Regions from separate parts of the Homo sapiens genome. Here region 2 is linked to region 1. Evidence: chromatin loops called from intact Hi-C (ENCODE). Cell type or tissue: heart left ventricle. All regions are shown on one strand. Links, peaks and the distances in the headings refer to the core of each region. The heading gives the core; the rest is flanking DNA. Region 1 has its middle 50 kb from the start of MPDZ. Region 2 overlaps MPDZ (multiple PDZ domain crumbs cell polarity complex component).

The links. Hi-C counts contacts between places; a loop is a spot of excess contacts. Peaks named below come from ENCODE experiments on the same cell type or tissue, not always from the same donor. Only the 100,000 strongest peaks of a DNase experiment are listed, where the experiment ranks them.
Region 2: it touches region 1 in a loop (4-fold over the local background); 4 of 110 quality-filtered maps call a loop at or near these places.

What each region holds. Positions count from the first base shown.
Region 1 is chr9:13,325,810-13,334,388 of GRCh38, reverse strand. No RefSeq gene overlaps it. Among named protein-coding and RNA genes, the nearest start is that of MPDZ, 50 kb to the right of the region's middle. In heart left ventricle, for the core only: no CTCF peak of the experiment used is centred there; a DNase peak (open chromatin) is centred at 3,608; H3K27ac peaks cover 763 bases.
Region 2 is chr9:13,261,465-13,270,043 of GRCh38, reverse strand. The region is part of intron 1 of MPDZ (multiple PDZ domain crumbs cell polarity complex component); the gene reads left to right. Among named protein-coding and RNA genes, the nearest start is that of MPDZ, 14 kb to the left of the region's middle. RefSeq lists a silencer at 3,540-3,834. In heart left ventricle, for the core only: no CTCF peak of the experiment used is centred there; no DNase peak of the experiment used is centred there; H3K27ac peaks cover 1,837 bases.

The sequences.
Region 1 (8,579 bases), core at 110-8,109:
CACACGGAAAGTTCTCTCTCATACCTTGAAGCAGGCCTTTGTATTTATGTTTCCAGATGGTTTCCACAAAAATACCAGACATACTTGATAAATCTATACCTGGGAGCTGAAAAACCAGATGGCTTGAAACAGTATTATTTGCAACATCTGATATGGAGAACAAAATCAAAGGTCAAGGAGAATTTTGTGAGCATCTCTCCTACCTTGAGTGTTCTGCTTGAGGTGAAAGTACAGTGATGAGGATGGGGTGGGTGTGGAGCTGACGTTTCAGGATGCCAGTTTGTGGGGCCCAGCCATGTAGGTGTATTTGATACCATTTGACACCTACACTGAGGTAACTTAAGGAAACAGTGGCTTCATTAATAAAATTATATTCCCTAACATAAAGCATGTAAACTGATAATTTTTTTCTTATTATTTTTTAAATTTGCTACCACATGAAGAAATTAAGAATTTCTAGGGTAAAAGACAGAAACCACACCTTAATTTGGAGGCTATAGAGAGAACAAGGATAAATAATTATAATAGGAGAGTTGAGAATTTGTCTATTCTTAGACAATAAGAGTACTATTTTTTTCTTTTTGAGACACGGTCGTGCTCTGTCACCCAGGCTGGCATGCAGAGACATGATAATGTCTCACTGAATCCCCCACCTGCTGGATTTAAGTGATCCTCCCACCTCAGCCACCCAAGTAGCTAGGACTACAGGCATGTGCCACCACGCCTGGGTAATTTTTTATAGAGATGAGGTCTCACTATGTTGCCTAGGACGGTCTCAATCTCCTGAGCTCAAGCAATCCTCCTGCCTTGGCCTCCTGAAGTGCTAGTATTATGAGCGTGAGCCACCGCCCCTGGCCTAACTAATACTTACAGCAACACTGAAATATGTGATGCCTTTTGCACGTGTATGACATATATTCCATAGAAACCTGACTTTTTCACAAATACTACAAACATTTTATTTTGCCATTGTGAGACAAAGCCAATTGCGAAAACATACAAAAAAAAGAAAAGAGAGAAGAATGAAAAACAACTTCATAAGGCCTATTTTTTGATTCATTATAGTTCTACATATTTATGGCATACAAGTGAAATTTTGTTAGATGCATGCAATGTGTAATGATCAAGTCAGGGTAAGGCCTTTTCTTAGAGCAGGAAAAAGTACTTCGTAAAAAATAAAGCTTATGTAGACAACTTTAAATAAAATTTAAAACAACTTTTAAATTTTCTGATAAAATATGTACTGATAAAATCCATGCCAGTTGACTTTCCTTTCTTCACACATAATTCAGTTGTTTTTATTTGTTTTGTATCTCTTATACTATTGGTAAATGTAATTCCTCAGTTTTGTTTTTGTTGTTACTTGGGAATTTTCCTGTTTTACATTTACTTTTCAAAAGAAATTACAGAAACTTTTCAAGAGTTGTCTCAGTTCCTAACTTATTGAACCATCTGCCGAATTAATTTTACTTATCTAGCTCCTTTGTTTATTCTTTTTAGATGTTATACCGAGAGTTGATCAGATTTATTATTTTTCTCAAAGAAGAAACACAGTTTGAGTTTTAACAGATGTTCAGATGTTTTAATTTTTGGAGTTTGCAATTCCCCCTTGGCTTTAATGAGTTCATTCAGTAATGCTGGCTTTTACTAGATATTGCATGTTCTCACACTTGATTTTGCAGCTCTAAATCACAAAAGAATACTAGAAAAGAGAGCCCATAAAGCAAGTTTATTGTGGGAATGGAATTCTCACATGCCAGTGGGTTCAGAGTAAGGGAATATCCTTAGCTAGGGAGTGGGAATTGACAAAGGATGATAAATAAGAAAACACATCAAAAAGTAAACTCTCCACTATGCAATTTAGCAACTTGCCTCTTCTCCAAACAAATTCTAATACTTTTTTGTTATTTGTAAATCTTTGATTACAAATAAAAACATTTTGTCATTACTAGGTACTGTCTGACAAAATTTTGGATGAAAATGTAAAGTTTCTTTCTTTCTTTCTTCTTCTTTGACAGAGCCTCACTCTGTCACTGAAGCTGAAGTGTGGTGGCGGAATCTCAGCTCACTGCAACCTCCGCCTCCTGGGTTCAAGCGATTCTCCTGCCTCAGCCTCCTGAGTAGCTGACTACAGGCACGTGCCACCACACCTGGCTAATTTTTTTTGTATTTTTAGTAGACAATGTGTACTTCACCATGTTGCCCAGGCTGGCCTCAAAACTCCTGGCCTCAAGTGATCCACCCACCTTGGCCTCCCAAAGTACTGGGATTACAGGCATGAGCCACCATGCCCGGCCTGTAAAGTTTCATATTTGCAGATTCTGTCCTTAGATTAAGTCATATGAAATCAAGTAGAATCTCATTTAAATGTTCCAATAAAATCTTTGTAGTCTTACTTCTGTTTCAATGCCAGACTCTTTGGGGACAGACAAAATAGTGTCAGTTTCTTTATGCCAATGGTTCAGCAATTATATGTTTTGATTCCAATGTTTCAAGTGCTTGACACCAAATGTGTAATCATTCATAAAAATATTAAATACGATTATTTTTATCTCTAGGGGATATTGTGCTCAGGATCCTGCTGTGATGGGATTGACTCATGGGAACCAAAATTAAAATTCCATGATTGAAATAAAATGGTATTGTGTGGTATAAGATGTATAAAATATTGGAATTACCAAGTGCTATAAACTTAAGTCCTAAGTTCTAAATCCAATAGAAAATATGATAGAAAAAACAGAGTGGTTTTTTTTTAATACGGAAAAAAGGGAGGAGGAAAACAATTATTTTATACACTCTTCACTCTAGTTTAGTCATAATTCCTAGACATTATGCTGCGGTCTGTCTCCTCCACTCCCACACCACCCTCCTCAAATATGCCTTCTTAACGCTTGCATAAGCCAATTGCTTCTGGACTACAAGCTATAGGAAACAGCACAAAAAGGAATTTGGGGTGATAAAAGGCTGTTAAAATTTCCAGTTATTCAAAGTGATGCATGTTTAAACAAAGGTCAGTTTAAGGGTATTAATTTTCCTAAGTCTGTTGTTTTAGATGGCCTCAACATATCTAGCATTCAGTTGAGATTATTTTTAAAAATCTGAAAATAAAATATTAGCAAAGTAAATTTCATTTGGATTATTCCAGGGATGAATGAAAGAATGGTTTATTGATAGAAAACTTCAAAATTTAAAATAACACATTAGTAAGTCCAATTTAAAATCAAACTATATATATGAAAATTCAGAGGATAAAATTCAACAATCTTTCCTGATAAAACTCGGAAAATCACAACAAGAATGATACTTCCTGAACATACTGTAGAATTCCTATCTTAACATTGATTGCCAAAATTATAATCACAATGGCAGCCAAGAGTCATTCCCAATGATATGAGAAAAATGACAAGGATATGTACTATTCCTGTGTGCTATTTGCTTTTAGTCAAGATCCTGGTGGGAAGCAGATGACACACTCAAGCTGGTTAATGGGGACATTACCCAGGCATGGGCCATGTGTTAGAAAAGCCCCAGAGGATCTTGCAGCACCCTAGGTTAGCAACAGCAGGGAAATGTGGCCGGAAGGGTAGCTATGTGGAGAGGCCTTCTGATAAGAGCTGTAGCCTTTGGCAGGACACAGCCCCTGGCACCAATTAAGCAGGGAGGAAATCTTGGAAACAAATACTTTTCCCTCACTTTCCTCCCACTCTGATTTCCTGCCAATGCCCTCATTGGCTGAACCTAACTGGAAGCCAGAAGGCAAGGAAGCCCCAGTGAGGGGAACCTTAGGGACACAGAGCAGGATGCAGAGCAGGGAGAGGACTCTGGAGGGGAGAAAGGGAAATACCCAGCATGGCCAGTTTGCCCAAGTCAGGTGGTAAGAGGTGAATTCAGATACAGATGGGAAAGCCTGGCTACAGGATCTGAGCTTTTAATTACATTATACTGTTTCTCCCTAATCTTGAAATTACAATTTAGATGATTCAAAGGGAAAAAGGATGTTAGTCTCAGTGGCAGCAAAAATCATAAAATGTCCCAATACATTAAAATACCAAAATCATAAAAGACATAGGAATAACCCTTAAAAATATACAGGGGCTAGGTAAAGAAAACATTTACTAAGTAATATAAAATATTTCAATAAATGGCAAAGGGTAACATGCTCCTTTGTGAAAAGATGAAATATCATCAAGATATCATTTCTTCCCAAATCAATTTTAGGTTTAACCTAAGCTCAATTAAGTTCTTCATACTATTTTTTAAATAATAGAAATTTTTTAAAGCTATTTTAAAAGAAAGCTGGCAAAAGAACAAAAAGCTAAGATTTTTTTTTCCCCTAAAGATTATTGAGGTTGTACATGCCTATTCAATTCAGGCAAAACAATATTTTAATTGTCAAATATATTTTTTACCAGTGAAATTGGAAGGATTTCCCCCAGCCCGTGTTTTGTTTTAAACATCCAGTGCAGAGCAAGATGTAGTGAAAAAGACATTAACATTGTTGCTGGGGGCATTAATTGATGCAAACTTCACGAGATACAATCTGGCATTATGGATAAGAACCTTAAATATAGTCATACCCTTTGGCCTAGTAATTCGAGTTTTAGTAATTTACCTTTAGAAGTTAATTAGACTGCATAATGATCTAGACAAGTATTCATACCATCATAATAGCTTTTTAAAGTAAACAATATTGGCCAGGCACGGTGGCTCACCTCTGTAATCTTAGCACTTTGGAAGGCTGAGGCAGGTGGATCACCTGAGATCAGGAATTTGAGATCAGCCTGGGCGACATGGTGAAACCCTGTCTCTACTAAAATTACAACAATTAGCCAGGCATGGTGGCACACGCCTGTAATCCCAACTATTCAGGAGGCTGAAGCAGGAAAATCACTTGAACCCGGGAGGTGGAGGTTGCAGTGAGCTGAGATTGTGCCACTGCACTCCAACCTGGGTGACAGAGTGAGAATCTATCTCAAAATAAAATTAGATAAATAAATATTTTAAAAAACATATAAATGTTCAATATGCAGAAAAAATTATAGAGAAGTCATGTGCTAAAATGCCACACAAACTCTAAGGACAATATGTTTTAAAATATTATATAGTATAAAAATACTCCGTATGTGTATGTATTTAACAGAAAAAATGCCAAACTATGTAAGATTTATTTCCAAAAATTGTTTCTTTTCTTAAGCATGCACAGGGAAATAGGAGGAGATACACCAAATGTTAACATGCTTTCTCTGATCGTCAGTTTTGAATGATGTTAAATTTTTTTCTTTTTGTTTCTCTGTATTTCTCGGATTTCCTACAATCAAGAATTACTAATTACCAAAGCAGTCTTGAGCAAAAAGAACAAAGCCGGAGGATTCACACTACTTGATTTCAAAATGTACTACAAAGCTTTAATGAAAACAGCATGCCACTGGCCTAATAACAGACACATGGACCAATGTAACAGAGTAGAGAGCTCAGAAATAAATCCACGTATTCATGATCCATTGATTTCCCACAAAAATGCCAAGAGCTAATTTTACGGTTTTTTCTCCATTTTTATAAAAAATGTCATTGAGATTTTGATATGGATTGCATCGAATCCGTAGATCACTTGGAGTAGCATGGACATTTTAACAATATTACTTATTCTAATCCATGAACACAGGATATTTTTCCATTTATTTGTGTCTTCTTCAATTTCCTTCATCAATGTTTTATAGTTTTCAGCATTACAGATCTTGCACTTCCTTGGTTAAATTTACTTCAAGCATGTTTTTGTGGCTATTGTAAATGGGACCATTTTCTTGGCTTTTCAAATAATTCATTGATAGTATATAGAAACCTTACTGATTTTTTGTATGTTGGTTTTGTGTCCTGCAACTTTACTGAATTTGTTTATTAGTTCTAAGTTTAGGTAGTCTTTACATTTTTCTGTGTATAAGATCATATCATCTGCATATAGACACAATTTAACTTCTTCCTTTTCAGTTTGGATGCCTTTTATTTCTTTCTCTTGCCTAACTGCTCTGGCTAGGACTTCCAGTAGTATGTTGAATAGAAATGGTGAGAGCGGGCATCCTTGTCTTGTTCCTAATCTTATAAGAAAGGCTTTCAATTTTCACCATTGAGTGTGATATTAGTTCTAAGCTTGCCACATATGGCCTTTATTCTGTTGAAGAACATTCCTTGTATATCTAATTTGGCAAGAGCTTTTATCATGGGAGGATGTTTAATTTTGTCAAGAGCTTTTTCTGCATCTCTTGAGATAACCATATTTTTTTCCTTCATTCTGTTAATATCTTGTTTCACAATTATTGATTTGTGTGTACTGAACTCTCCTTTCATCCCAGGGATAAATTTCACTTGATTATGGTGAATAATCCTTTTAATGTACTGTTGAGTTCAGTTTGCTAGTATTTTGTTGAGTGTTTTTGCATCTATGTTCATCAGGGATATTGGCCTGGATTTTCTTTTCTTGTCGTGTGCTTGTCTGGCTTCGATATCAGCATGATGCTATCCTCATAAAGTAAGTTAGGAAGTGTTCCCTCTTCCTCGATTTGTTGAAAGAGTTTGAGAAGGATTGGCAATAATATTTCTTTAAATGTTTGGTAGAATTCAGAAGTGAAAGCATCAAACCGTGGTCTTGTCTTTGATTGGAGATTTTAAAATATTGATTTGATCTGCTTACTTATCATTGCTCTGTTTAGATTTTCTGTTTCTTCATGATTCACTCTTGGTAGGTTTTATGTTTCTAGGAATTTATCCACCACTTCTAGGTTACCCAATTTGTAGGCATATAGTTGTTCATAACAGTTTCTTAATCTCCCTTGTATTTCTGTAGTATTAGTTTTATCTGTCTATCTATTTAATCAAGACAGGATCTTGCTCTGCTGCCCAGGCTAGAGTTTAGTAGCACTGTGATGGCTCACTGCAGCCTCAACTTCCCCAGGCTCAAGCAATCCTCCTGCCTCAGTCTCCCAAGTGGCTGGGACTAATGACACACACCACCAAACCTGACTAACTTTTGTATTTTTTTGTAAAGACAGGGTTTCATGTTGCCCAGGCTCATCTTGAACTCCTGGACTCAAGCCATCTGCCCACCTCGGCCTCCCAAAGTGCTGGGATTACAGGCATGAGCCACCACACCCAGCCTGCAGTATTAGTTGTAATGTTTCTTTTTTCATTTCTGATTTTATTTATTGGAGACTTCTCTTTTTTTCCTTAGTGTAGCTAATTTTTTTCAATTTTATATTCACAAAAAAAACCTTATTAATCTTTCCTATTGTTTTTCTAGTCTCTATTTTATTTCTGCTCTGATCTTAATTATTTCCTTCCTCCTATTAAATATGGACTTAGTTTGTTTTTCTTTTTCTGGCCCCTTGAGGTATAACATTAGCGTCTTTATTTGAGGTCTTTCTTCTTTTTTGATGTAGATGTTTATTGCTACAAACTTATCTTTCAGAACTGCTTTGGTTGCACACCATAAGTTTTAATCTGCTGTGTGTCCAGTTTTGTTTGTCCCAACTTATTTTTAAATTTATCTTTTAAGCTCTTCTTTGACCTATTGGCCATTCAAGAGTATGTTGATTTCCATGTATTTGTGAATGTTTCAAAATTCCTTCTGTTATTCATTTTTATTTTGATACCATTGTAGTCAGAAAAGATACTTGATATAATTTCAATCGTCTTAAATTGGTTAATACATGTTTTGTAACCTAATTAATCTATTTTGAAAAAAATACAGTGTTAGATAATCACCGAACTTAATTTCACATGCTTAGAATTAAATCTCTAACAAATAAAATCATAAACTAGAAAAAAACTATAAGTAAATGTGTAAACAGTCTTAAGGGAGTGGAAGTATCTTACCACAAAAGATATGAAAAATCATGAGGATTCTATTTTTGAGTTATAAATGTAAAGCCTGTACTTAAAAAAAATTGTCAGATGCTAAATTGACAAATAAATGTCAAATTCTAAATTAGGGGGGAAAGTCTTTATAAAAAATCTAGTAACGCAGTGATTGTTATGCTTCATATATTAAGAAGTTTTCAAAATAGTAAAACAAACCTCTAATACTATGATAGAAATATGAGTAAATAGTATAAAATGACATGTGAAACCTTGTTAGTAGTCACACTGCAAATTAAGACAAACATAAGACAATTTGTCTTATGTCAAAGAGTCAAAGTTTAAAATTATGTAATATTAAATCTATTGTGTCAGATGCAAATTTTAAGAGAAAATATGAATTGGAAATATATTTCTGAAAATAAATTTGACAAGACATAAACATTTTAAGAATGTTCATTCTTTGAATCTCTCCTTAGAAAGCTAACATAAAGAAATTATTTAATATGCATTGAGGCTGGGCATTGTGGCTCATGCCTGTAATCTCAGCACATTGGGAGGGTGAGGAGGGAGGATTGCCTGAACCCAGGAGTTCAAGACCAGCCTGAGCAACATGGTGAGAACCCATCTCTAAAATCATTTTTATAAAATAAAAAATTTCCTTTAAATGCATTGAAAACATGAATATTCACCCAGCTTTACTTGTCAGACTGAAAATTAGACATAATCCA
Region 2 (8,579 bases), core at 253-8,252, 64 kb after region 1:
ATCACTTGTCAAGATAACCCCAATGAATCCTATAGAATTACATATGGTAACTAAATAGTGTAGCTTGTTACATTATCTGTGAATTAGTAATTAGGAGATCGAATTGCTGCATGCTTATTTATCTTATATGGCTAAGGTACGTGTTCAGATAGGTTCATAGTAATTTGGATTTCTTCATGCAATTTTCCCTTATCTGAACTACCTGGAATCTTGCCAGCAAGATGTAAATTGTCATTTCTTGCTGAATTTTCTTAGTGTATTCTCAGCAGTGTGGACTACCAATGACTGACAAGCTTATCAGCGGATTTAGACAGTAACATCTCTTTGCTGGCAGAGGACTACAGGGTTCTCTCTAGGAATTCTTTGGTACAGATTATGAAAAATACTTCTTTTATTGTGAACAGATTTTATTTTTTTCTTGTTTGTATGCATGTTCAATTAACAGAAGCACTAGAGGTACATTTGTTTTGGTTTAGTATGGAGCTGAATAAGAAAGGATCATGGCAAATTTTATTTTTTTAGATAATATGCTCCTCTCTATATGTACACTATTTCATCTTGGAGCTTGCAGGAATGTTATTGATTCCACTAGGATTTTTAATTTATCTCACAGCCATTACTTCTGGTGCTGGGGATATAGCCCTGAGAGAAAAAGGAAACAACAGCAACACAAAACTTCCTACCTTCATGAAATTAAAATTCAATTATTTCCTGTTTTCTAGAGGCATTTCAAACTCAGTATGTCCAAAAGGAATATAACCATATTTCTCTTTCCTCTAAAACCATATATTTATCTTTCTGCTGTTCTTTTGGCTAAATGATGTCCTGATAGTTCTAGTTTCCCAGATTAAAATCACTGGGAGAGTTGACCTCTGTTTGTCTCACTCATTCACCCCTCCTGGCCCTAACAGTTACCAACTGGTCACTGAGTCCTTTTGATTGCCTCTAATGAATGAGTCTGTATCTTTTCTTTTTTTTCTTGCCATTACCTTCATCTAGGCTCTCATCTTTTTCTATGAGGTTTTTTTAACAACCTAACATCTGGTTGTATTATCATTAGTTCTTTTCCCTCTTTGGTGGAATATTTACACTATTGCAAGAATTGTTTTATCAGAAAATAAATTTTCTCTATCCCTGTAATCCCTGTACCCTCCAAACTCCCTCCCCAATGTCCCTGCATGGTCCAGCATGCCTGCAGGGCAAAGCCCCAGTGAGGCCATGGAAACATTACCTTCCTAGCTCCTGTCATTCTGGACCCAAGTACTGCAGCCTCACTGTCATCAAATTATCTGGGTTCTTTATGGTTTTGTTGCCTTAGCAGATGTCCTTCCCTTAGTGAGAAATGCCTTTCCCTTTACTGCTCTCCTCCACACTCTCCTTATCGGCTCATACTTCGAGATGATTCATGTGTCATATCTCTTACAAATTCTTTCTGACTCACGTTGGCAGTATTGAATTCCTCTGTACTCGGAACTTTACCTATCACGTTGCCGTATAATTACTTACCGTTTTCCACTAAATTGGGAGCTCAGAAGTTAGATAGTTATCCTCATTCTTCTTTTGTCATATGCTTCAGTGACAGAGGTGGATAAAGACTTGGGGGCCTGAAGTATATGGAATTTGGGGTGGTTGTCTGAAAAATAATAGAAAATTATAAATACAAAATTAGATATAAAAAATTTATTTGAATAAGAATTGAAGGATCCTATGCAAGTACCTTCATGCTAAATCTTTCTATACACATGCTAAATCTTCCTATACACATGGCTAGGAATATGTAAGTGCTCACTTAATACTTGATGAATTGGTGTGGTTTTTTGGGATGTATTATAAGTACCATCTGTATATCTAGATCTCTCTCTCTCTATGTGTGTATATATATATATATATAATTTTCCTTTTGCTGTTCATTTTTTAAAATTGAAACATGATTAATTAGCCATTCTGATGCTAATACTGTTGCTAATAATAAATGTCTAATGCTTCCATGCTTCTTCCCATTTCCAAACACTTTTGAATACCTTATCTTACAGGATTTTGACAACTGAGTCACAAGGAAAGTGACTCAGACTTAATGACTCTGTGTTTTGCTACTTTGTGCGTGAAGGAAAAGGGAGCTGAAGTTCTTCCTTTGAGATCAGATTTCACTTTGGTGGGAGAAATGACAGTTCTTCCTGTGCGTCTGTAACCTCAGTCAGCACCACTTTGCTCTATATTCTGTTAGCCTGGTGAATGCTAAGGAATTTTCTGAGAGTTTTCCAAATCATCTCAGTGCCATTCCATCTTTCCATCCCTTCTCCCTTTCAGCTTCCTCAATTATTTCTTCTTCCTTTCCTCCCCTGTTACTTGTGTCTTGCCATACATCAAACACATTCTTCTCCATGTCTTTTCTCAGATAAATTGATACTTTTAAGTGTCATTACTTTGAATAAGCTGAATTTTGTAGTTTGCAATTTTCAAATTCATTTCTGCTTCTTGGAAGTACTATGGGGTGTGTCTTGGGATCCTGAGTAGTGTAAAAAGTACACATAATTTTCAGCAATGGAAAAGAAGATATCATAAAGCTCTGTACTTTACAGCATAGGTAAGACAGCTCTATTACTTAAAAGCTTCATGAAGGAGAAAACACTATCTTTCTGAACCTCAATTTTCTTGTCTGAAAATGAGGGTATAAAGTATGGAGCTCTTGGTAGGATTAAAGGAAATGCATATTTGTAAAGGACATAGGTTTTGTTTAAGAAAACAGGGATATTTGGAAGCTATTATAAACAAATGGTTTCATTTCAAACAGTAAAACTGACGCCAATTTCATTGCCTAAAAAATTTACTTATGTAGCCTATTTTATTTTCTGGGAAAGTCATTATTATAACATGCGATAGCAGTCAATTCTTAAATGCAATTTTATTATTAGTTGTTATTGAATAGCATTTTTAAGAACCCCAAATAATAGATTGTTGCTTTAAATTGTGTATTGCAACCAAGCCTACATTTTAGACATTCCAGTGATGAATATATATTTGGAAAGTTTTGCCTCTTGGAGTATTTGGTGGTGGGTATATTCCTGAGGAATAAAGTTGCCTTTTTACATCAGCGAAATGATATGGAAAGTTAGTTTGTTACTTAGCGACTCTAGTCAGGGTAGACATCCCTCTAATTAAGGCTTTTAAGCCTTTGTCCTTCTTAATTCCTTCCTCCTCCTTCTCTTTCTCTGCCCCCAAATCCTTGAGTAGCTGAATGAGATTACTTTTGCATGAAACTATTCAGATAGTTATTGACATTTCATTATATAGACTTTTCAGTACCCCACATAATAATGGCTGAAGAAATATGATTGCTTAATAAAAGGTCTGAGTTAGGGAGCCTTGGAAAAGTTATAGTATTTTCTTTGACTCTCTACTGAATCTATTAAATGTGGTCTTAACAAGTTATGTGTTTGGAAAGAGTAAAAGCTTACAAAATTTTCTTACATCTTCAAATAATTAAGATTGATAATTGAAAAAAAATTGTTGATTTCTTCTGTCTGCTGAATTTAAGGGTTCTGAATTGCTAAATACTCCACCAAAAGTATTGCAAAGAATGGGCCAAGAGAAGGAGAAAGAGAATGTGATTGTTCACAAGCCCTTCTCAGTACATGCATCTGTGGTACTTCTCCGTGCAGAGTTGGAACTAAACCAACAGGAGTCAAACCACTAGTCACCACAAGCACAGTACAGGAGAGAAAAACAACCACATTAAATATTATTCCAAAATGCTGTTTTCTTCCCAGAGGACTTCCGATGAGAAATTTGAGCCTGCTCTTTCCTGAGTGAAGTTTGTAAACTTTGTTCCTGTCCACATTCAGCAAAGGGAAATCATGAAAGCCACTGACTGAATTTAGGAGGCGCTGATGGTTGGGGAAGGATAAAAATATCTAATTATGTATAGTACTTATAGCTCAGTGATACCTAAGGAGTTTATGCAATATACAACACTCTTCATAATTTTTGTAGAAAAGATTCCAGGACGGGAGAAGCCATTTGAAATGGTAATAGAGAAATTGTGGAAGTAGAGTTATTTTAAGAGTTGGGAAAGTCCTAGAAAATGATCTTGGGAGAATATATAAACCTGAAGTTGGATGGGGAGGTATGTTGAAGCAGCATGATTGTAATACTATGGTCTTCTCTCCTACCTCCTAGTTCCACAGTTTTGTCTGTATTGGAAATATCGTCTCCATCCTTTAACACTTTCCCCTGAGGAGCCACTCAGTCACAACTGACAAGCCACCTATTGTTCTGCCCCAGTGTCATCGAGATCTCACAAAGTCAATGAAAATCCTGTCCCTGAGAGGGCAGCTGAGAAATGGCAGACATGTTTTGTACTATCACCTCCGACAGCAGTTGGTAGGTTCTAACAGAGACCAGCTGCCAACTATATTTCTGGGTCCCATGGGTATGCTTTTGAGTACCAAATGCTTTCTTTTCTTCTTTTCTTTTTGAGATGGAGTTTCGCTCTTGTTGCCTGGGCTGGAGTGCAATGGTGCAATCTCGGCTTACCGCAGCCTCTGCCTTCCAGGTTCAAGTGATTCTGCTGCCTCAGCCTCCCCAGTAGTTGGGATTACAGGCATGCGCCACCACACCTGGCTAATTTTGTATTGTTAGTAGAGACTGGATTTCTCCATATTGGTCAGGCTTTTCTTGAACTCCCGACCTCAGGTGATCTGACCGCCTCAGCGTCCCAAAGTGCTGGGATGACAGGTGAGAGCCCAAATGCACGGTCGACCTGCCCAGGACACAGTCGACCTGGGCTCATTGAATTGCCTCATTCCAGGCAGGCAAAAGAGCAGGAGGTAAGAGCCTGAAGTAATTTCCCTGGAGAATTTGTTGCCAGTGTAGGAACTGCACTGAAGAATTCTGTGGCACAAAGTTAAGTCTTCTGCATGTTTTAGATTTCCCCCAAGAAAATAATGTGGCTACAGTGAGTGCTTTATGGGCAGCCTCTGGAGTTTGGCATTGACACATTGTTGTGTTCACCTGCAAGGGCAGCTCTTGGAAGAATCCCCCTGCCTGGTTCTATGCAAGAAATATGCCTGGCATCTTGTGTCTTGGCCCTTAACACTGAAAATGTGGTACAAATAGGGGCAATCTGCCCAACAACCTGCATTCCTTTGGGTCTAACTAAGGAGTGAGAGAACAGAAGAGGCCAAATCTTAATTCTCAGAACTTAAATCTTTCCCCTCAGTCACCATGTTTGGTGTGAGTTAACAGTTTGAGGGGAGGGTCCCCTGTCCAATAGAGATACATTAAGGAACATTATGAATGAAAAGTATGTAAAATGGATGTTCAGAGAGAAGGTGTTAGAATCCATAGTTCCCTAATGTGTATTTTGGACTCTTTTTTTTTTTTTTTTTAAATTATGGGTGAGGGTTAATGGGGAAGGAAATAAATATAATGCAATGGGCTATAAACGATTGGTTTAAACATTTTTAGAAAAGGAAAGTCAGACCTTTCAGAGGGTCGGTTGAGTTAGTCCAGCAGTCCAGGGTTCTGATCCCAGACACACCACTGATTTGTTATGTAATCAAACCTCAGTGAGCTTTAGCTTCTCTCTGACCTATATGTTTTTTGACGCTCCTTTCAACTTTAAAATTAACTTTATAGTCGAGCGTAAGCAGTAAATAAGGGTATTTAACTCAAAGTATCATAAAATATATATAATTCTGGAAGTGGATATGAATCTGCTAATATTCTTTATAAAAGTTGTGTATCTATGTGTTTTAGGAAATCTGCAGGTAAAGTAAGAATGTATATACTGTTTGAAAGATCATTTTGCCTCAGACCAACCATCTTAAAAATAAAAATAACTTTCAAAAGCCAAAGCAAATGTAATGAACATGTTTTTTGGTATAAATACATTTGTTATATAAGAATACTTGTAAGTAATAAAATACTTCAATTTCCATATTATATATATTTTCATTTTCAGTAGGCTTCACTCCCTCCATTAGAAAATTAATAGGAAAAGGTATGATACTATACTATTTTCACCAAACTTTCTTAAAGTATGTGGATTCTTGGTCAATGTAGTGATTTTGATCTGTGTATGTTTATATAATTGTGGATTAACATGCCTCTTTTCCATAATTTAGTATTAGCTTATATATATTGTGTGACTAACTGTTCATTTTATTGTCATTTGAATATTCATAGAAGATATATAAGTTTTATTTAAACTGAAACAGGTTTATATTTATACTGTCTTGGGATCCCCCATAATTCACAAAGGTGGGGTTTTTGAACGTATGTTCAAAGTAAAACAGCAATAGTTGTTCATCACTTCCTGCCCTCCTGCTCTCTGATGAGAAGTTGACTAATCCAGGGCCATAAGTATCTGCTTCTAAGGCCTGTATCTCAAACAGCTTGGTAAAATTAGAAGCAGAGTAGCATCAGAAAATGAGAATAAAGCTTCGTTTTTAATAGTAAAACTGAAAATGATTCTTTATGAGATATATTTTGAAGAAATGTTTTCATAATATTTCCTTTAGTTTTGCTGGAATTAGGTAGTCTAGCTGAATAAATTATTGTTCTGGGAGAATTTACCAATGTTAACATTATTTTTTCCCGAATAAGTTAGTATTATAGTTTTAGGCGAAATCTTTTTTTTTTTTTTTTTGCCAAACAAGGACAAGGAGGATTTGAAAAATATTGCACTAATCATCTCTAGTCCTAGCCTCTAAAACTAGATATTGTTAACATTTTCACATATCGGCTGCCTTATTTTTGTAATAGTTATTATGAAAAATTTCAAATGTACATAAATGCAGTGAATCCTCATATATCCATCATTCTGTTTTAACAACTACTAGTTCATGGTCAGTCTTGTTTCTTCTCTTGTCTCAGACATTTCCCTTGTCCCTTTCCTGGAAGTTTTTGAAGCAAATTGTGGACATTATATCATTTTATGCATAAATATTTCAACCCAGCTGCTTTTTACATGCATAATTTAAAACCATTATAAAAATACAGTTTCCTTACACAAAAAAAAGAGAAAGCTAAATTCCCCCATTGAGTCCCCCCGTATGCGGCTACTCCTTCCATTTGTCCACTCCTAACTGCTGTCATTTTAGAATGTGTCCTTTTAATCCATTGTTGAATACGATGAAAGTATGTATATACATATTTTTATGTGGCCCATATACTATTTTTTATATTTAAAAAATATAAATAAACTACTTATTCTGTAAATCTCCATTTCATTATTGAGATTTGGACTCTGAGTCTGTTCTTTAAAAAATGAGTCTAACCCACTTGTGTTTATTGTGAATATGGATATCTGAATTTATTTTGTTGCCCTTGTTTTGTGTTTTTTGTTTACTATGGCTTCTCCTTTTTCCTTTTTTTCTCATTCCTAACCTCTTTTAGATTGCTAGAGTATTTTTTGTTCATCTTTTTTTCATCTTGGTGTATATATTATATAGACTCTATTTCTGTTTTTTTAGTGGTACATTAAAGTTTTAACGTGTATACTTGGCTGAATTTTTCTAGTAGAGTTTGAAGAAAGAACATTTCTATCCTCCTATGAAGAGAACTCTTTTTAATTTTTATTATTATTTTTTTGAGACAGGGTCTTTCTCTGTCGGCCCAGACTGAAGTGCAGTGGTGCGATTACATGTCACTGCAGCCTCTACCACCTGAGCTCGGGTGATCCTCCCACTTCAGCCTCCTGAATAGCAGGGACTACAGGTGTGTACCACCACTCCTGGCTAATTTTTTTTTTATTTTTTGTTATGTTGCCCAGGGTGGTCTCAAACTACTGGGCTCAAGCGATCCACCAGTCTTGCCCTCCCAAAGTGCTGGGATTACAGGCATCAGCCACTGTGGCTGGCCTGAATGCAGATTTTTGGTCAGAAATATTTTTACTATTTATAAATATTGTTCACAGTTACTAAGATTTCATTTATATAATGAAAATTTGTCAGAGCTCACATTCCTTTTTTTTTTAATTTTTAATTTTCATTTTCTAGGAACAGGGTCTTGTTCTGTTGCCCAGGCTGGAGTTCAGTGGCGTGATGATAGCTCACTATAGCCTCAATCTCCTGGGCTCAGATAATCTTCTCACCTTAGCCTCCCAAGTAGCTGGGACTACATGCATGTGCCTCTACGCCTGGCTAATTTTAACAATTTTTTTTTTTTTTTTTTTGTAGAGACAGGTCTCACTTTGTTGGCCAGGCTGGTTTTGAGCTCCTGGCTAAAAGTGATCCTCTCACCTTGGCTTCTCAAAATGCTGGGCTTACAGGTATGAGCCACCATACTCTGTCAGTTACCTTTGTTTTAACAGTGGATTTATGTTTTATTTGGTGGCAGCTTATGGCTTTTCTCAGGCTCTGAGCAAAACAGAACTTTATAGTGTTATATTCACCCATCAAGTGTAGGAGCTTCCCTGCCCTTTGTTTTTCTGATGTAACTATCTCTCCTGTAGGATTATTAATTATTTAGTGGTCCTACTAAAATTGTCTTTGCTCCCTCAAATGTTTATTAGAAGTACAGTGTACAAATGAAATAAAGGAACAAGGGTATTTCGTAAGCAAGGGTATTTGAGAGGG